Regions from separate parts of the Homo sapiens genome. Here region 2 is linked to region 1. A link is a loop called in an ENCODE intact Hi-C map of the cell type or tissue named here. Cell type or tissue: chondrocyte. All regions are shown on one strand. Each heading gives the region's core, and the rest is flanking DNA. Links, peaks and the distances in the headings are about the cores only.

What was found. A loop is a pair of places that touch in the nucleus more often than their neighbours do. Peaks named below come from ENCODE experiments on the same cell type or tissue, not always from the same donor. Only the 100,000 strongest peaks of a DNase experiment are listed, where the experiment ranks them.
Region 2: a loop joins it to region 1, with 6 times the contacts of the local background. A loop is called at or near these places in 18 of 110 quality-filtered maps.

The regions. Positions count from the first base shown.
Region 1 is chr17:61,546,659-61,557,158 of GRCh38, forward strand. No RefSeq gene overlaps it. Among named protein-coding and RNA genes, the nearest start is that of NACA2, 39 kb to the right of the region's middle. In chondrocyte, for the core only: CTCF peaks have their summits at 4,698 and 4,898; no DNase peak of the experiment used is centred there.
Region 2 is chr17:60,714,578-60,725,077 of GRCh38, forward strand. All of the region lies in intron 5 of BCAS3 (BCAS3 microtubule associated cell migration factor), which reads left to right. Among named protein-coding and RNA genes, the nearest start is that of BCAS3, 42 kb to the left of the region's middle. In chondrocyte, for the core only: CTCF peaks have their summits at 6,361 (motif pointing right) and 6,563; no DNase peak of the experiment used is centred there.

The DNA of each region.
Region 1 (10,500 bases), core at 3,321-5,820:
CTTGTTAAGTTTTTTCCTAGGAATTTATTTATTTCCTGTAATTGCTGGGATAAAAGACATCTATCGATGTTTCTACACTGATCTTTAGTTAGTTACTTTGCACATTCTCTTATTAGTTCTTAGAGCTGTTGATTTTTCTAATTAGCACATGGTTTGCAAACAATGACACTTTTGTCTGTTTCCAATATTTATTATTCTCATTTACTTTTCTTATCACATTGCATCGGCTTTCAGTATAACGTTAAACAGTAGTTATAAAGGACATCCTATCTGGTTCCAGATTTTAAAGGAAATGCTTATATATTTGATTAGATTTCTTAATAGATAAATTTTGTCAAGTTCAGGAAGTTTACTTTTATCTCTAATTTACTAAAAATGGTTGTCTGTTTATTTAATAAGGAATGAATGGGTGCTGAGTTTTATTAAATTTTTTTAAAAGTCGGGGCCATTGAGATTATCTTTTTCTCTGTTAATTAAATAATTTATAGACTACTAAATCACCTTTGCATTTCTGACATATATCCTGGTTTGACATAATGTATTTATTTAAAATATCACTGGACTTGATTTGTGAATATATTATTTAAATTTTTGCTTTTTCATAAATGACATTGGTCTATATCTAAGTGTAGGCTGCCCTTGTCTAGATTTGGTTTCTGCCTATGAGGCTGAGATAGGAAGTTTTAGCTCACTGTGTTCTAGAGCATTTTATCTATTAAAAGAAACAATTATTCCTTGAGATTTTGTAGATTTTGTAGAGGAAGACTTCTCACTTAACATATTTTTAAATATGTTAAGTTGTTTATCTTATGGAATAGATTTTGTTAAGTTACATTTTTCTAGAAAGTCTTCCATTTTATTTAGATTTTAAAATTTATTGGTATGTAGATAAACTTTAAATATATTTATTTGTGCTTTCTTTGTTCTTGATCAGATTTGCAAGAACTTTGTATATTTTACTGATTGTTTTAACTTCAATTTTTTGTATTATTCATTGGTTCTACTAGTTTGAGTTTTGCATTAATTTCTGCCTTCATCTTGATTAATTCATTACTCCTTTGGGGGGCTTATTTTATTGTTTTTTCCCCTAATTCTTTGAGTCAAAGTCTTAATTAACTCATTTGAATCTTTCTATATTCTATTAATACTCTAAAAGTATCCTCTAAATATCACTTTGTTTGCATCCAGTAGATTTTGGTATATTGTGCTTTTCTTGATTTTTATTTCCACATAGTTTGTAATTTGATGGAATAACATTAAAGATGTTTAATTTTTTTCTCGTAGAGAGATTTTTGGGGAAAATATCCTTTATTAATTACTAATCACTAATTTTATTGAATTGTGATTGGAAATTCATGTCACATAAGATTTCTGTTTTTCTGGTATTTATTAATATTTCCCTTACAATTTAATACATGGCTGAATTTTGAGAATCTTCCATGGATGTTTGAAGATAAATGTATTATGCTTTTCCTGGGTATAATGTTCTATGTGTATTGTTTAGATTTGTTTGTTTGATTGTTAGTTTAAATCCTTATGTCTTTACTTTGTGTGTGTACATGATCATCTGATTTCTCAGAGAGAGTTGTTAGACTCTTACACTTTAATTATGGATTTGTGAATTTCTTCTTGTATTTCTGTCAATTGTTACTGAATAATGTATATTTTAAAGCTATGTTCTTGTTCATAAAAGTTCAAAATTCTTATTTCTTCTTGATGGATTATATTTTTACCAAAATGAAAAATCCTTGTCCCTTTTGTCGTTTTTCATCTTTTACACTAAAACTAGTATTTTGTCTGAAATTAATATTACTATATCTGCTTCCTTATTTTAACATTTATCTGGGATAGATTTTTCCATTTCTTCACTTCAAACTTTTCTTCATCATTTTATCTTATATATGAATCTTGTAAATAACATATGACAAGATTTTTTTAAAACCTAATTGGATTTTCTGTCCTTTAATTGGAAAATTTAACAGGTTTACATTTATTAAGAATACCGGTATATTTTGACTTAATCTTGCTACCTCACTTTATGTTTTCTATTTACTATTGTTTCTTTTTTTATTGTCTTCTGTTGGATTTATTTATTTCTTCTTTTTCCCTTTATTTATTGTTTTGGAAACTATATATTCCATTTTCCTAATGGATTCTTTTACATTTTACATTAAGCTTTCTAATTTTTCTCTTTTTAAAATCATTTGTGTATATATCTAGGCACCTCTTGGCCCCAACACGAATCTTAGCAAACATTCATCTTCTTTCTTGTACTTTTGTCTTTCTTCTTCTACTTCACACATTGAAGTCATCTGGTACTTTAGTTCCAGGTTGTTGTTAACTATTTTTCATTATGCTTGAATATCATCAGACTTATTCTAGGTTTTACTTCTTTGCTTACCGTTTGTTTCTGATATCTCTTATAGTCCTCTGAATTCCTTTTTTGGCAGGGGTTGGGATGGCTTATGTCTTTTAGTAATTCTCTAAAGAGAAAATTTGTGGGTGGTAAACTTCTAAGTCTTACTGTGTCTGCAAATGTCTTAATTTTTGTCTCACTATGTAAATATTAATTAACTAGGAATAATATTTTAGTTTTAAGATAATATTCCCTCATTATATTGAGCTATTATTTCATCTCAATATAATTTTGGTATCTAGTCCTAGTAATTAGACATGAAATGCCAATGTAAAATCTACGCTTTTGTAGATGGTTTTTCCTGTCTTTATTCTTGGTATTTTGAGGTAAGCCCACGATGCAGGCCCTTTCCATCTGCCTTCAGACCTGGGAAATTTTCTTCTATTATTTCTTTGATTATTTCCTCCCTTCCATCGGCTATGGTCTCTTTCAGGAGTTCTTCAAAATATGTAATCTGATAGACTTTTTCTTGTTTTTTGACATTTTATGACTTTTTTGGGAGAAACAGGCATATAATCAGTTCAAAATCTTAATCTAGTCTTTCTATGCATTATTAAGGAAATTTTAAGATAAATGTCAAATTATACTTTTGAATGTGATTGAATTTGGGCTCTGGTTATTTTTCCAAATAATATATTTTTAAAATCCTTGAATGGATTCCCTTTAGATAACTCTATGGAATTTTTCACTCCTTCAACCAATATTTATTTAGTGCCTAATTTTTGCTTGGCATTGTTCTAGGTTCTAAGGATTCAAAGTTTTTTAAAAAGATACAATTTTAAGGTCTGACACAGAGTTTCCCAACCTTGGTACTACCCATGTTTGACTGGATAATTCTTTGTTGTGGGAGGTTGTCCTGGCCATGAGAAGATGTTCAGCAGCATCTCTGGCCTCTACCCAATAGATGCCAGTAGCACCACCACCACCCCATTGCTGTGACAATAAAAAATGGATCCAGTCATTGCCAAATGTCCTCTGATGGGCAAAATTGCACTGCCCCCAGCACACTCTCTGTCACCACTGAGAATCATTGGTTTAGCAGGAGAAATAGCTAGTATACTACCGGGTCTATGGCAGTGGAAGAATATATAGAATGTTGGCACAAAGAAGGTAATGCCTGAGGTTCAGGAAATGTTTTACAATGCAAAAGATAACTTGGCCTGGATCTTAAAGGAAGAATTAGGTACTGGTCAGGTAAACAAGGAATAAGGGAAGAAAGAATAGTAATATTCAGGAGAAAAACAGCATGCGAAGACAGAAAGGTTGAAACAATTTGATGCATCTGAGAAACTCTTAGTAGTTCAGTTCAGTGTGTGGTTGGAATACAGATCTGAGGGCTATGGTAAAAAGGGAAGAAAACAATAGAGCTGGAGAGGTAGTTAGGGACAAGGTTATAAAGGAACAGGCAGGCTATGCTAGGAAATTTGTGCTTTGTTCAGCAGTGATGGAAAACCACTGGAAGTGTTAAGCAGGGAAATGGCATTTTAGGAAGACAGTTTTATAAATATGCAATGAATGGTTTAAAAAGATATGAAACTAGAAATAGGAAGACTGGATAGAAGAAAATTATAACAACCAAGTTAAGGACCCAAACTAGGGCAATGGGGGCCCGAGAGATGGAAAATGGGACATGCAATATATAGGAGGTAGAAATGATAAAATTTCCTGATTGTTATATGGAGAATAAAGAATTGGGAGGATTAAGGACAATGTCAAATTTTGGTGAAAAGAAAGGGTAAATGGAGCTGTTAGCAAATTGTGTTTACAGGTAGAAAATTCAAATAAATATCCCTGGGACAAAAACAAAAAACAAAGAAAACAAAAAAACCCTAAGTATCTTATAGCTCTATAGTTCTAAACACAATAGACAAGACATAAATTGATAGTTTTTAGAAAAACAGAACCAACACCCCCCATCTTTCCCAAAAAATCACTGTTTACTTTCATCACAACAAATTTCAACATCTTCTCTAAACATTTTCTCATGGTCTTTTTATCCCAAAGCTTTAAGAGAATGCTTTATATATATTTTTTCAAATTATTTCACTGTTAACTGATTTTTGACACATTATTTCAGCTGTTACAAAAGACTGTGAAATTTTAAGCCAAGATCGGACCATGAGGACTAAATTTTTTTGTTTATTAATGACATAAAAAATAGACAATTGTATCCATAAAATGACTTAAGTTCCATAAGCAACCATAAACGCCAAATAATTCAAGGTTTGGAGAATTTTTTTTTTCAGCATCTTTGCTGAAGAACTATGGTACTGAGGACCTCTACTGTTGAGAATATGAATGGCTTCACTGCTAGGATTAAATTTTCAGGGAATAAAAACATCAACCAGGCATAGGCAATCTACAGTCTGCCCAAAGTACAGAAATTATTTTCAGAGGCACACGGATAGTTGTGTCACTGGAACCTACGCAGAAATGCGTATGAGGTAGAATTTAGGTCTCCTCTCACCTTCTGGACTTCTCTACCTCCGTGTGCCCAGGGTCTAGTGCTGTCTTCTGGCTTGAGTCTGTGTTGGGCCTGATTACTACAGGTTTTTTTTTTTGTTGTTGTTCTTACTCTGTTCTTTTTTCTTTTCTTTTCTTCTCCTTCCTTCCTCTTTCTTTCCCTCTCTCGTTTTTCTTTCTCTCTTCCTCCCTTCATTCTTCTTTCTTTCTTTTTCCCTCCCTCCCTCTCTCCCTGTCTTTCTTTCTTTTTTTTTCTTTTTTTTGAGACAGAGTCTCTCTCTGTCACCATGCTGGAGTGCAGTGGTGCGATCTCGGCTCACTGCAACCTCCGCCTCCCAGGTTGAAGCGATTCTCCTGCTTCAGCCTCCCGAGTAGCTGGGACTACAGACGTGTATCACCATGCCCTAGCTAATTTTTTTATTTTTAGTAGAGACGGGGTTTCACCATGTTGGCCAAGATGGTCTCGATCTCTTGACCTCGTGATCCACCCGCCTCGGCCTCCCAAAGTGCTGGGATTACAGACATGAGCCACCATGTCTGGTCTTTTTTTTTTTTTTTTTTTTTTTTTTTACGGAGTCTCTCTCTCTCGCCAGGCTGGAGTGCAGTGGCCCAATCTTGACTCACTGCAGCCTCCACCTCCTGGGTTCAAGCGATTCTCCTGCCTCAACCTCCTGAGTAGATGGGACTACAGGCACCCGCCACCAAGCCCAGCTAATTTTTGTATTTTTAGTACAGACGGGGTTTCACCATGTTGGCAGGGATGGTCTTGATCTCCTGACCTCGTGATCCACCCACCTCAGCCTCCCAAAGTGCTGGGATTATAGACGTAATCTCAAATGCCACAAGATATAGGATTGGAAGAGATTTCTTTTGTGTTTATATTTAATATCTGGCTGGCCATGGCTGGGTATGTAGTGCACTTGATCTTTTTATTTTTTTTTATTTTTTTGAGACAGAGTCTCGCCCTGTCTCCCAGGCTGGAGTGCAGTGGCGCGATCTCGGCTCACTGCAAGCTCCGCCTCTCGGGTTCACGCCATTCTCCTGCCTCAGTCTCCCGAGTAGCTGGGACTACAGCCGGCCGCCACCATGCCTGGCTATTTTGTATTTTTTTAGTAGAGAGGGGGTTTCACTGTGTTAGCCAGGACGGTCTTGATCTCCTGACCTCGTGATCCGCCCACCTCGGCCTCCCAAAATGCTGAGATTACAGGCGTGAGCCACCACGCCAGGCCAGTGCACTTGATCTTTAAGTGAGATTTAATTCCAGTACTTCCATGACACTCATTATTAGTGTTTGAATTGACCCAAGCACCTCTCTGGTATACCTTGGCCAGTAACTGTCCCACATGCTAGGATTTGAATTTAGGTCCTGCTATTTATTAGTTTATTACCAAGGAACTTGTTCAAGTTACTTGACCTCTCACTCAATTTTCTCCTCTGTTCAAATGGGAGAAATAACATTTTTTAAAAAATGTTTGATCAAGTTAGATTTGTGAAAACATGTAAGACAGAGACGGATACAAAATGAATGTTCAATATTCCTAATGTCCCTTCTCTCCCTTTCCCTTCCCTTTATAAAAAATCAATTCAGAGTGAGAAATATCTGTGTTGAAAAATACGCTTAAGGGGGATCCTTTATCAACAACATATTTCCAAGCCAAATGTGAGTCAAACCAAATTCATGTCTTCATCAGATTGTGTTTTTACCACAAGAAAGTTTCTCAAATTAGGATTTATGTTGACAAAAGAAATTGGGTGTTAGAGGGCTTGGTCGTACACAAAGCACCAAAGCTGTAATCAGCTTTGTATAAAGGATTCTATAGAATTACAAAGAGTTTAGTCAACTCCCACAGTCATATGTGAATTGTGAGGTTTGGTCCGGGGACAGGTGAAGGAAAGGATCCTATGAAAGCTGGCAACAAGAGAAAGCGAAGCCCCAAATATAAAGAAGGCCTACATCATCTCTACACTATCCAATCACATTCACAACATGGCAGCATTGTGCATTTGGGCCTCCATACAAAGAAAATTCATCAGCTCCTGTGCCTCGCCTTCCAGGACTCAGAGTGAGGCCATCCTGTCACACGCTGTTTTGTTAAAAAGATATACCAAACCGGCCAGGAGCAGTGGCTCACGCCTATAATCCCAGCACTTTGGGAGGCTGAGGCAAGTGGATCACTTGAGGTCAGGATTTCAAGACCAGCCTGGCCAACATAGTGAAACCCCATCTCTACTAAAAATATAAAAATTAGCCAGGCCCGGTGGTGGGCACCTGTAATCCAAGCTACTCTGGAGGCTGAGGCAGGAGAATTGCTTGAACCCCGGGAGGTGGAGGTTGCAGTGAGCCGAGACTGCACTACTGCACTCCAGCCTGGGCGACAGAGAGAGACTCTGTCTCAGAAAAAAAAAAAAAAAAAAAAAAAAAGGCAAACCATATGCAGAGACCCATATGCTATGATACAAATGCAAGCCGGTACACATAAATGTATTTTCCCACCGTCCAGAGATTTTGTTGTTGCAAAAAACAAAATCTTGGAGTGAAATGTAAAAGCTAATGGCTCCTATTCACTGTGAAAAATGGAGAGGAAATGATAATCGAGTTGAAGAAATAGCAGGTTAGCAATTGGGAGATCAGAGACCCAAAATACCTCCCACTGTGTATCTGTGGGACCGAGGTCAAGTCCTCTCCTCTAAATAGCGTTTCAGTTTCCCCACCAGAATGCTCTAAAGAACAATCCTGGCTTGTGCTTCAAGGGGAGGAGATAACAAGCATAAAATACTTTGCAATCTTCCTTAAGACAGTGTTACCTAAATCCCAGTCATTACTACACTAATACACTAAGATGATAGTACCTGCAGGAAGGCAGGCATCACCTTGAACACAGAGAGCTGTTAATCACCTCAAATCCCTCAAGTGTGTCAAGTAAAGGGCAAGGGAAAGATGCAAACTGTAGTACTGGTGTCAGGATGGTTTTGTGTGTGTGTGTGTTTGTGTGTGTGTGTGTTTGAGACGGAGTCTCGCTCTATCCCCTGTGTGTGTGTGTGTGTGTGTGTGTGTTTGAGATGGGGTCTCACTCTATCCCCCAGGCTGGAGTGCAGTGGCGCAATCTCGGCTTAGTGCAACCTCTGCGTCCTGGGTTCAAGCAATCCTCCCACCTCAGCCTCCCAGGTAGCTGGGATTAGAGACGCATGCCACCACGCCCGGCTAATGTTTGTATTTTTTGTAGAGACGGAGTTTCATCATGTTGGCAAGACTGGTCTCGAACTCCCCCAAACCTCAAGCGATCCACCTGCCTTGGTCTCCCCAAGTGCTGGGATTACAGGTGTGATCCACTGCACCCAAAATCAGCTCAGAGTGATTTCGTATAAGCCTTGAGCCTTCACCGTGAACATTTTGCTTCCAAGAATAAATGATTCTGAATTCCAAGTAACCTCATTACTGCGAGATGAGATGGTCTTGACCAGTTTACCACTCTTGAGGCTTTAAATCTTGGCATCACTGCTGTGATTCCCACCTAAACCGAAGTGCATGTGCAGGACTGTGGTGTCACCGTAACCAGAAAGAAAGACGCTTACTTTAACCAAGGAACCTACTTCCAACCTGGGATTATAAAATGCCTACCTAAATCCAAACTGCAACTTTTATCTTAGACCTCTCCTCCAACTAATGCGGTCAGTGCAGATCAAATGTTTAGATTGATAAATGCGGCTTACTGGTGTGAGAGACTCACTCATTGACAGAGCCCAGAATCCAAAGGTGATTAGTTGACTAAAGAGGGAAGACGAGCACCAGACAGCCTTGTTTGTCATTTTGCACACTTAATCGCATAAATCTCATAACACCAACTGCAGCTGCATGGCAGGAAATTAAATACTGACAAAAATAAAACCAAAGCTCCCAAATCAGTTCAGACACCTGTTTCGCAAGAATCAGTGCGATAAGATCATCTGTGGGTGGCAATTTTTTTTTCTGTAACGTCACTTGATAACTATTTTTCTCCCTGTTCTTTTTTTTTTTAACTTAAAAACACAGATAGAAAAACATGTAGACATCCTTAATAGTTGAATATTGACACACATACTTTAGGATTCATTTTCATAAAAGTGGCTGCTTTTTGTATAATGTAGATGAATGTTATATTCCAGATTAAAAGCAGACCCAATTCTAATTGAAAACAAATAGAGTATCCTCTAACTGTGGTTACTAATTTATACACAATATATTTACTATTTCAGAAAGAAACTGGCTTAGGAATTTCCTTTAACTGTACCCAAAAATGCTAAAAATGACATATATTTCCTTACACACACTTGTCCAATTTGATTCGAATCAAGGCTTCCCTCTCAAACCATATATTGGTTTTTAAAATTTTTTTAATTTCTATATCACTTGGACTGGACCTACATTGTTTAAATGAATAGTTTGTAAGGCAGAGTCTAACCTTTTAAAAATCCTAGTATGTGAGAATATCATTTCGAGATTGTTTTATCTAAATGAAAAGTATTAACTTAAAAACTATAAAATTTGCTTTGCTTAAAAGAAAAAAAAGGTAGCCACAGTCTTGTACCATCATTTGATAACTATTTTTCTCCTCTGTTCTATTTAGTTAAAACCACAGGTAGAAAAACATGTGCAAATCAGTTAAACATTTGAGAAAATGTTAGTGAAAAAGGAAAGGAGAAAAGACCCTCTTCTGGGAAAAACCTACTATTTATGGGTAGTGCTAATTTTAAAATGTTTTTTAATTTTAAAATAATTTTTAAATAGAAAACTTTTCATCAGATTTGACTTTAAGCAAAGGAAAAGAGTTGAGTTTCACTTTCACAGTGCAACTATACAGAAAATTCCAGAGATGTTCAAATGCATCAGGCACCTACAAGAGCAACCTCCAAGCGGGTGAAACTCAGGAAAGCTCTGTGGAGGAGGGTTTTCGTGGTTTTTGGAGCACCACAACTGTTTTCAAAACATACCAACGTATGGAGAATAAAGCATTCCAAGCACAAAATGAGCACCCAACAAGAGCTGCAAAAGAATCTTTTACCTAATTAAAAGCTTAAATTTACAGAACTTCAGAGCATTGCCGTTTCAGCTTGACTTTGCCAAAATAATCAAGCAGGATGAAGCAAAACAAATACAGGAACAACAAGCCTACCACTCTGGTTTTGATTTGCTGCCCATTACAGTGGAGCGGTTTGGCCTGCTCGGGCTAGATGCTTTCAAACATCTTCCAAATGCCCTATAATGACACCTAATTTTACATTTAACTCTTGGAGGAAAATGTTGTTTTCCTTGTGATAGTATTTGTTCTATTTGAACATTATCAAACTGTTTGTTCTAATCCGTTAGGAAAAACCATAATAAGGCTCATCTAGAGGCTGTTCCTAGTTAGGAAGGTGACTGAAAAGATTTAGATCTTGAGTCTGTCTTTAAATCTTCTAAATGAAAGATGATTTACAATTGAGCTACGAAAATGTGAACACTCTCAAGTCTGGAAAGTTTCAGTCTGAATCTAGATATTTTGTAAATCAACGCAAAGACTCTGTCTCACAGGACCAAATTTTACAAATATCAGGCTCTATGCTCAAATCTCGTTAATAAATTATAAAGGGTTCACATACTATGT
Region 2 (10,500 bases), core at 4,998-7,497, 830 kb before region 1:
AGGAGGCGGAGGTTGCAGTGAGCTGAGATTGCACCACGGTACTCTTGCCTGGGTGACAGAGTGAGACTGTCTCATAAAGACAAAACTGTCCCACCTGGGAGTCTCAGGTTAAGAAAATAAGCATATCCTGGTTAAACATTTTAAAAAATTGTCTATTGAAGTGTGTAGATGTGAATGGAACTTAGATGATGTCTAGGAATATTATTAATTAGAGTCAGCTCAAAAGCAGAACTGTGCAGTAGTTTACTGCCCAATCTCTACTGCTTTGTACATGACACCAGCTTTCCTAGCTTTCCTGAGCTGTCAGAGCCCTTCTTTCAACACACCAGATGTAACATAGAATGATTGTTATGTGGGCGTTCCAGATAAACAACCCCTTTTCTCAACCATCCCTAACAATGTTATTGACTCTTTTTTGGTGAGGTAAATATAGGCTTTCTTGCTTAAAATTCTTAATTAAAAAAATCAAAATTATCTTTGTATATATTTTAAAAACCAAATAGTTTCGTGAGATTCAAATATGAAACAAATGAAGTTCTGTACTCTTTCTCTTTCTTTTTTTTTTTTTTTTTTTGAGACAGAGTCTTGCTCTGTGGCTCAGACTGGAGTGCAGTGGCATGATCCTGGCTCACTGCAGCCTCCACCTCTGGGGTTCAAGTAGTTCTCCTGCCTCAGCCTCCCAAGTAACTGGGATTACAGGTGTGCGCCACCACACTCGGCTAATTGTTTTGTAATTTTTAGTAGAGACGGGGTTTCACCATGTTGGCCAGGCTGGTTTCAAACTCCTGACTTCAAGTGATCTGCCTGCCTAGACCTCCCAACGTGTATACTCTTTCTTTCATCACTCTTTCAAATCTACTAGTTATTGTCATTTTAGTATTTATTTCAATTATTTCAAAATATCATACTTCTTATTTATTTTTTATTTTGAGATGGAGTCTCTCTGTGACACTCAGGCTAGAGTGCAGTAGCGCAATCTCAGCTCACTGCAACCTCCGCCTCCTGGGTTCAAGCAATTCTCCTGCCTCAGCCTCATGAGTAGCTGGGATTACAGGTGCACGCCCCATGTCCGGTTAATTTTTGTATTTTTAGTAGAGATGGGGTTTCACCATATTGGCCAGTCTTGAACTCCTAACCTCAAGTGATCTGCCTGCCTCAGCCTCCCAAAGTGCTGGGATTACAGGTGTGAGCCACCACACCCCACCTCAAAATATCATACTTCTTGAAGTTTTTTTTCTCCCAGTGTTAAGATTGATTGGTGCCATGAACTATGAAGTTATTTTTTATTTTATTTTATTTTTTTGAGATGGAGTCTTGCTCTGTCACCCAGGCTGGAGTGCAGTGGTGTGATCTCGGCTCACTGCAGCCTCTGCCTCCCAGTTTCAAGCAGTTCTCCTGCCTCAGCCTCCTGAGTAGCTTGAATTACGGGCATGCGCCACCACACCCAGCTAATTTTTATATTTTTAGTAGAGACGGGGTTTCACCATGTTGGTCAAGCTGGTCTCGAGCTCCTGACCTTGTGCTGTGCCCGCCTCGGCCTCCCAAAGTGCTGGGATTACAGGCGTGAGCCACCGCGCACAGCCACGAACTATGAAGATTTAAACGGTGTTCATTTATTCAGCACATGTCTGGGATATACAGGGGTAAGCACAATAGATGTGGTCTTTGCTGTCATGGAGCTAGTAGGAGAGAGAGATTTAAATAAAAATAAATGGATATACAACTTAAGTTGTAATATGAAAAAAAGCATGACATGTTAGGACAAGGAAGTGACATATAAGCTAAAAAATACTTAGGGTAAGACTGGAACAATAAACACTAAACAGAGGCTCTGAGATGAAAGCATTCTTTTCTCCATAGTTAGAAATTGATTTAGATTTCTTAAATTTTTTCTCTTTAAAGAGCATTGTAGCTGGGCATGGTGGCTCACGCCTATACTCCCAACACTTTGGGAGGCTGAGGGTGGTGTATCGCTTGAGGCCAGGAGTTTAAGAGCAGCTTGGGTGAGACCCCATCTCACCAAAACCACAAAAATTAGGGCTGAAACAGGGGGATCAGTTGAACCTAGGAGGTCAAGGCTGCAGTGACCTGTGCACCACTGCACGCCAGCCTGGGTGACAGAGCAAGACCCTCTCAAAAAAAAAAAAATAATAATAATATTGAGATAAATATCTTTATGGTCATATAATTTGGAGAGATCAATAAAAGTAAGGCTCCTAATAGATTTTCCAAATTACATTCTTTTCCAGCCATGTCAGTTATACTTACCCCATATATTTATTAATTCTTTCACTCAGCAAAGATTTATTAATTGTCTATTACATGCCAGACTGTGTTGAAGGTGCTGGGACAACACTGAACAAAACAAAGTCATTCTCTTTGTGGAATTTCCATTCTGGTAGGTGGGGAAGATAGATAATAAATATGTATCATGTTAGATGGTGATAGATAGGGTGGTTGTTGTTGCTGTGGGTTGCTCTTTTATATACGATGGTCTGGGAAAGCCTCTCAAAGACCCAGTGACATAGTGGTGTGAAGTTATCCATATGGGTATTTGAGGGAGGAACACTCCAAGCCAGTACAAACATTCTGAGGTGCAGAATATGTTTCTTTCTTTTTCTTTTCTTCTTCTTCTTCTTCTTTTTTTTTTTTTTGTGAGACAGAGTCTCTCTGTGTCACCCAGGCTGGAGTGCAGTGGCGTGGTTTTGGCTCACTGCAACCTCCACCTCCCAGGTTCAAGCGATTCTCCTGCCTCAGCCTCCCTAGTAGCTGGGACTACAGGGATGCGCCACCACGCCTGGGTACTTTTTGTATTTTTAGTAGAGACGGGGTTTCGCCATGTTGTCCAGGCTGGTCTTGAACCCCTGACCTCAAGTGATCTGCCTTCCCGGGCCTCCCAAAGTGCTGGGATTACAGGCGTGAGCCACCATGCCCGGCAGAATATGTTTCTTATATTTAAGAACAGCAAGGAGGCAGTTTAGCTGGAGTTAGGAGAGCAAAGCAAAGAATAAGAGATTATGTCCAAGAGTTAGCAGTTGGCTAGGGCTTTGTTTTCGCCCTTGTAAGGACATCTAAAATTTCAAATATACAGCAAAGTTGGACTTTTACGGTGAAATTACTTATACCCGCCATCTAGAGCAGCAGTCCCCAACCTTTTTGGCACCAGGGACCGGTTTTGTGGAAGACAGTTTTTCCACAGGGTGGGGATAGTTTCAGTATGATTCAAGCACAGTAAATTTATTGTTCACTTTACTTCTATTATAATTGCATTGTAATATATAATGAAATAATTATACAACTCACCATAATGTAGAATCAGTGGGAGCCCTGAGCTTGCTTTCCCACAGCTAGATGGTCCCATGTGTGGGTGATGGGAAACAGTGACAGATCATCAGACATTAGATTCTCATAAGGAGCACACAATCTAGACACTTCACATGCGCGGTTCACGTTAGGGTTCGCGCGCCTATGATAATCTAATGCTGCTGCTGACCTGACAAGAGGCAGAGCTTAGGCAGTAATGTGCGCGATGGAGAGCAGCTGTAAATACAGTTGAAGCTTCGCTTTTGCTTGCCTGCTTCTCACCTCCTGCTGTGAGGCCTGGTTTGTAACCAGTACCTGGCCCAGGGATTGGGGGACCCCTCAACTAGAATATACCCTTAAAATTTTACTATACTTTTTTTTTTCCAGTTTTTTTTTCAGGCAACCCTCAGAACCAGAAGGGGTTCATACAGCTGCCTACTGTACTTTGTCTCACATCCATCTTATTCATTGCATTTCAGAGGAAATGCAAACATCAACATGCTTTCCCCTAACTACTTTTGCATGCATATAATTAACTAGAGTTCAATATTTGGTTAGTTTTTAAATTTTTTTAGACAGAGTCTTGCTCTGTTGCCCAGGCTGGAGGGCAGTGATGCTATCTTTGCTCACTGCAGCCTCTACCTCATGGGTTCAGTTGATTCTCATGCCTCAGCCTCCTGAGTAGTTGGGATTACTGGCACATGCCACCATGCCTGGCGAATTTTTGTGATCTTTTAAATTTTAGCTATTTTGGTAGGTGATACCTTGAGGATTCATTTAGCATTACCATTTCCCTGATGACTAATAATGTGGAGTACTTTTTCATGTTTCTTGGCCATTTATATATATTTTAGCAATTATTTGTATAATTTTTTTGCCCATTAAAAAATTTAGTTGTAGGCTGGGTGCTGTGGCTCACGCCTGTAATCTCAGCACTTTGGGAGGCCGAGGTGGGCAGATCACGAGGCCAGGAGATCGAGACCATCCTGGCTAACATGGTGAAACGCAGTCTCTACTAAAAATACAAAAAAATTAGCCAGGCATGGTGACAGGTGCCTGTAGTCCCAGCTACTTGGGAGGCTGAAGCAGGAGAATGGCGTGATCCCAGGAAGCGGAGTTTGCAGTGAGCCAAGATCGCGCCATTGCACTCCAGCCTGGGCGACAGAGCGAGGCTCTGTCTCAAAAAAAACAAAAACAAACAAACAAAAAAACTTAGTTGTAGAAGCCATTGGAGGATTTTTGAATAGAGGTAATATCACTTTTAAAAATAAGAAAGGTATGTGAAGAGCAGATTTGGGTGGAAAGGTAGTGAGTTTGGTTTTAAATGTGTGAACCATAGACTGTTGCTGGTCCATAAACTGGTGATAGCGAATCGTTTGTTATTGGCAGCAAAAAGGTAAAGTGCAGAAAATGAGAGTAAGCCTTTCAAAACCTATAGTATTCGCCAGTGCACACTATCCAAACATATGTATATAGTTTACAGAAGTATCATTTGTGCCAACTTTTAGAAAAATCAAAAAATAATTCGTCTTTTATGACAAACAGTTTGAAAAACACTATCATCAAGACATCCAGTTGGAGAAGGAGTTTTTGATGAGTATGTTTAGACATGCAATCATGTATTATTTTATTTCACACAAATAACATTTCTGTGATTATTAACATTCATTTTAGCATTATACATTCTTTGTAGTCATGAGAATAAGATACAGAATTTTCAAGGAGGAGATTTGAATTGCAGGATGAGGAGTTGAACTTATTCTTTCAGCCATAATAATTTGGACTCGTTGAGAATCTTTTGGTAACATACATTCCAAAAGCTGTCTGTAATATTGATTTTGTGGTTGCAGTGGGATGAATAGCAGGAGAAAAGAAAAGGTTATAAGGCTAGTTAGGAGTGAATTTCAACACTGTCTAAATGTTAGATGTTGAGAGCCTGAACTAAGTTTGTTGTTGTGAGAGGATTACCAAAAACCATGGTAAGTGGTTAGACGTTTAGAAGAGAAGAAAGTTAAAGATGTTTCCAGAGTCTTGACCTGGGGACCAGTGCTGCTTAGTATGAAAGATGGCATCATTTTAGCAGAAATAGAATTTGATTATTAGACTTACACTATGTTAAAAATCATGTAAAGCAAAAATTGTATAGCATATTGTCTTATAAGTAATAAAGGGTTCTCACTTAAAGTTTCAGTGGTAAAAGTCTTCTGATATTTTCGCATACTTTTTGCTATCTGTTTAAATGGCAACTTAGTTTTCTTTTCTTTTCTTTTCTTTTTGAGACATAGTCTTGCTCTGTCACCCAGGCTGGAGTGCAGTGGTGCAATCACGGCTTCGCTTCCTGGGCTCAAGCGATTCCCTCACCTCAGCCTCCCGAGTAGCTGGGACCACAGGTGTGCACCACCATGCCCAACTGATTTTTGTATATATATATTTTTTTGTAGAGATGGGGTTTTGCCATCTTGCCCAGTCTGATCTTGAACTCTTGAGCTCAAGTGATCCTCCTGCCTTGGCCTCCCACAGTGCTGGGATTACAGGCATGAGCCACTGCGCCCAGCGTCTTATCTTCTTTTGAAATGCTTATTTTTTTCTTAAAAAATGGAGAATATATTTATTACATCACCTAAAATATGGCAGTTGTATTGTGTGAAACAGTATACAGTTGGCCCTGGATATCCATGGATTCTGAATACGTGCATTCAGTCAATATGGATAGAAAATATTTGGGAAAAAAGTAAAAAATAATTCAACAATAAAAAATAACACAAATAAAAATGACAGTATAGCTATTTACATAGCACATTGTATTAGGTATTGTAAGTAATTTAGAGATGATTTAAAGTATATAGGAGGATGTGCATAGGTTTTATATGCATAGGTTATGTGCAGATACCATGCCATTTTATAAAAGGGACTTAAGCATTGGAGGTTTTGGTGTCCACAGGGATTCTGGAACCAACCCCATGTGAATACAGAGAGATGACTGTATTTTCTTTTCAAAAGTTAGTATTTGTAGTGTTTTCTTGGAGCTGTGTATATGCGGTACTTCAATGACCTAACACTAGGTGTCGCTACCACATTGAGCTAAGAAAAGTGCGGCTGCTCCTTGAAAGGAAATTTTTGCCCTAAAGCTTTTTGTGTAGTTTTTATACACTAAAAGCTTTAGAGCAAATATGCAAGGGCATTCTTGAGGTAAATGCCAATTAGTCTACTATTTATTAGAGGTTGGGTGCCAATAGACCTTGCCATGTTAAGATTGTTAGCCAGGAAACAGTTTTTATGGGTTTCATTTGGGAGTAATATAAAGTTAGTGATTTGGGTACACTGGCAAGCAGAGAGAGGTTGAATATGGATGAAGTCCAGTGAAAAAAATTGCCTTTGTTGAGAATAGGACCTTATTTTGTTTGGTGCATTCTCTTCTTCCTGGAAAGAGAATAGGTGGATCCTTAGACTGTAGATACAGTGGGAGGACATTGGTTGTTATGGATGAATAAAAGCAGAAATGAAGAGTAATACTGAAGTAATTTCTGGAATTTAACCATATTGGTGGATTAAAATATCTTTTCCTGTAGTATGTTTCTTAAAGTATCACTCCAGAGAACTCTTGCATCTGAAACTTAATTTTTCCCTGTGTGCGAATAGTGGCGTGACTCTTGTTGATTTGACATAGGCAGTAGACATTACTGTGAGTTTGAAATTTATCATTGTAAGTTGGACTCTTTCTTACTTGAGATCTTTTTGATGATTTTCTACTCTAAAACAATATATTATTTGGACCTAAGCTGATTTATAAGTCTGTGGAATGCAATTTTTTTCTGATAAATGTTATTGAATATACATACAGTAAAATGCACAAATCTGAAGTGTACAGACTGAAAATATATATATATATAACCTTCTAACCATCATCCTGGATTAAGATCTAGAATATTTCCAGTACCTCAAAAGAATCCCTTGTGCCACTTCCTTGGCAGTACTACCCTCTTTCCACCTCCAAGTAACCATTATTCTGCTATTCTGACTTCTATCACCATAGATTCTTTTTTTCTATTCTTGAATGTCTAAGAAATATGGTCATAGATTTAAAAGGTATGCTCTTATGTTCTGGCTTGTCTCTTAACATTATGACTGTAAGATTTGTTTTTATGCTATTGTGTGTAACATTAATTTTGCTGTGTTGTATCTATCATATGAATACAATAAATTTTGAAAAATCCATTATATGACTGATAGACATTTTTGTTCCCAGTTTTTGAGTATTATTAATAAAGTTGCTCTGAAAATTCTTATATATGGTAATTTTTCATGGATGTAAACAAAAAATGGTAATTTTTGGTGTACGTAAACACTCATTTGTCTTGGGTGTTGACCTAGGCGTAGATTTATTGTGTCATAGGATAAGTACATGTTTACCTTCAGTAGGTACTGCCAAATAGTTTTCAAAAGTGTTTTTGCCAACTTTGTACTCTCACCAGAATTATGTGGAAGTTCTGTTTGTCCTGCATCCTCAGCAGCACTTGGTATTGTCAGTCTTTTTGATTTTGGCCATTCTGTTGCGGATGTGTTGATATCTTCTGTGAGGTTTTAAAAATGCTTTTTAGGGGGCTGGGTGCGGTGGCTCATGCCTGTAATCCCAGCACTTGGGGAGGCTGAGGTGGGTAGATCACGACGTCAAGAGATCAAGACCATCCTGGCCAACATGGTGAAACCCCGTCTCTATTAAAAATACAAAAAGTAGGCAGGCATGGTGGTGGGCACCTGTAGTCCCAGCTATTTTGGAGGCTGAGGCAGGAGAATCACTTGAACCTGGGAGGTGGAGGTTGCAGTGAGCCGAGATTGCGCCACTGCACTCCAGCCTGGTGACAGAGCGAGACTCTGTCTCAAAAAAAAAAAAAAAAATGCTTTTTAGGCTGGGCACAGTGGCTCATGCCTGTAATCCTGGCACTTTGGGAGGAGGTGGGAGGATCCTTTGAGATTAGAAGTTTGAGACCACCCTGGGCAACATAGACCCTGTCTTGACCAAAAATGTGGCATGTGCCTGTGGTTCCAGCAACTCAGGAGGTTGAGGGGAGAGGATCACTTGAGTCTAGGAGATCAAGGCTGTGGTGAGCTATGATCACGTTACTGCCCTCCAGCCTGGGCGACACAGGACACAGCAAGACCCTATTTCAAAAAATGCTTTTTATTTTGCAATAAATTTCAAACTTCCAGAAAATTTTATAATGTATATAAGGTATTCCTGTTACTCATTGTGGAGATTCACCAATTACGGATTTTGCCTTATTTGCTTTGTCATTCTTTCAGTCTCTGTATCTATGCATATATTTTCTGAACCATAATTTCCATAAATTATTATTATTATTTTTGAGATGGAGTCTTGCTCTGTTGCCCAGGCTGGAGTGCAGTGGCGTGATTTCGCCCACTGCAACCTCTGCCTCCCGAGTTCAAGCAATTCTTCTGCCTCAGCCTCCTGAGTAGCTGGGACTACAGGCATGCACCACCATGCCAAGGTAATTTTTTGTATTTTTAGTAGAGACGGGGTTTTGGCATGTTGGCCAGGCTCTTCTCAAACTCCTGGCCTCAAGTGATCCAGCCGCCTCGGCCTCCCAAAGTGCTAGGATTACAGACATGAGCCATTCATTGTGCCTTGCCTGTTTTCATAAATTATTTAGTATAATTTCCTACAAATAAATATATAGCCATAGCACTGTCATCAAGCCCAGGACATTTAAATTTGATGCAGTAGTATTGTGGAAACTATTGTTCATATTCAAATTTCATCCATTGTCCCAATAGTCTACTTTATAGCTATTGTTACTTTTTCACTTTCTTTCTTTTTTTTTTTTTTTTTTTTTTTTTGAGATGAAGTCTCGCTCTGTTGCCCAGGCTGGAGTGCAGTGGTGCGATCTCGGCTCATTGCAACCTCTGCCTCCCAGGTTCAAGTGATTCTCCTGCCTCAGCCTTCTGAGTAGCTAGGACTACAGGCACCCGCCACCATGCCTGGCCAATTTTTTTTGTATTTTTAGTAGAGACGGGGTTTCACCATATTGGCCAGGCTGGTCTTGAACTCCTGATCTTGTGATCCACCTGCCTTGGCCTCCCAAAGTGCTGAGATTACAGGCGTGAGCCACCGTGCCCGGCCTACTTTTTCACTTTCTTAAAATTTTCTTTTGATGAAAAAAATCTGGTTCCGATTTTTTATCTTTTACTCTATTATTATTTTTGTATCTTTGTTTACTCTAAGGACATGCAAATATTCTTCTAGGCTGGGTGTGGTGGCTCATGACTGTAATCCCAGCACTTTGAGAGGCCAAGGCAGGCGGGCCCCTTGAGGTCAGGAGTTCAAGACTAGCCTGGCCAACATGGTGAAACAGTTCGCTACTGAAAATACAAAAATTAGCTGGGCATGATGGTGTGTGCCTGTAATCCCAGCTGCTTGGGTAGCTGAGGCGTGGGAATTGCTTGAACCCGGGAGGCACAGGTTGCAGTGAGCTGAGATCGCGCCACTGCACTCCAGCCTGGGTGACAGAGTGAGACTGTCTCAAAAAAAAAAAAAAAAAAAAAAGGCCGGATGCGGTGGCTCATGCCCGTAATCCCAGCACTTTGGGAGGCGGAGGCGGTCTTATCACCTGAGGTCAGGAGTTCGAGACCATCTTGGCCAACACGGTGAAACCCCGTCTCTACTAAAAATACAAAAATTAGCCGGGTGTGGTGGAATGCACCTGTAAGCCCAGCTACTTGGGAGGCTGAGGCAGGAGAATTGCTTGAATCCAGGAGTGGGAGGTTGCAGTGAGCCAAGATTGCCACTGCACTCTAGCCTGACAACAGAGTGAGACTTCCTCTAAAAAAAAAAAAAATTCATTTTCTTTTAGTGGGTTGTTGTTTTTACCTTTAGGTTTAAGATTCATTAAAAAAAAAAAAACAGCTTTGTATATGTGTGGTATGAGATGGGGTCAGGGTTATTTCTTTTTTGTTTCATTTCCTTTTTTGTAGAGACAGAGTCTCACTCTGTTGCCCAGGCTGGAGTGCAGTGGTGCCATTATAGCTCACTGCAGCCTCCAAGTCCTGGGCTCAGGTGATCTTCCTGCCTCAGACTCCTGAGCAACTAGTACTATAAGCATGTGCCACCATGCCCAGCTACTTAAAAAAAGTTTTTTTTGTAGAGAGGGGCTCTCATTATGTTACGCAGGCTGGCCTTGA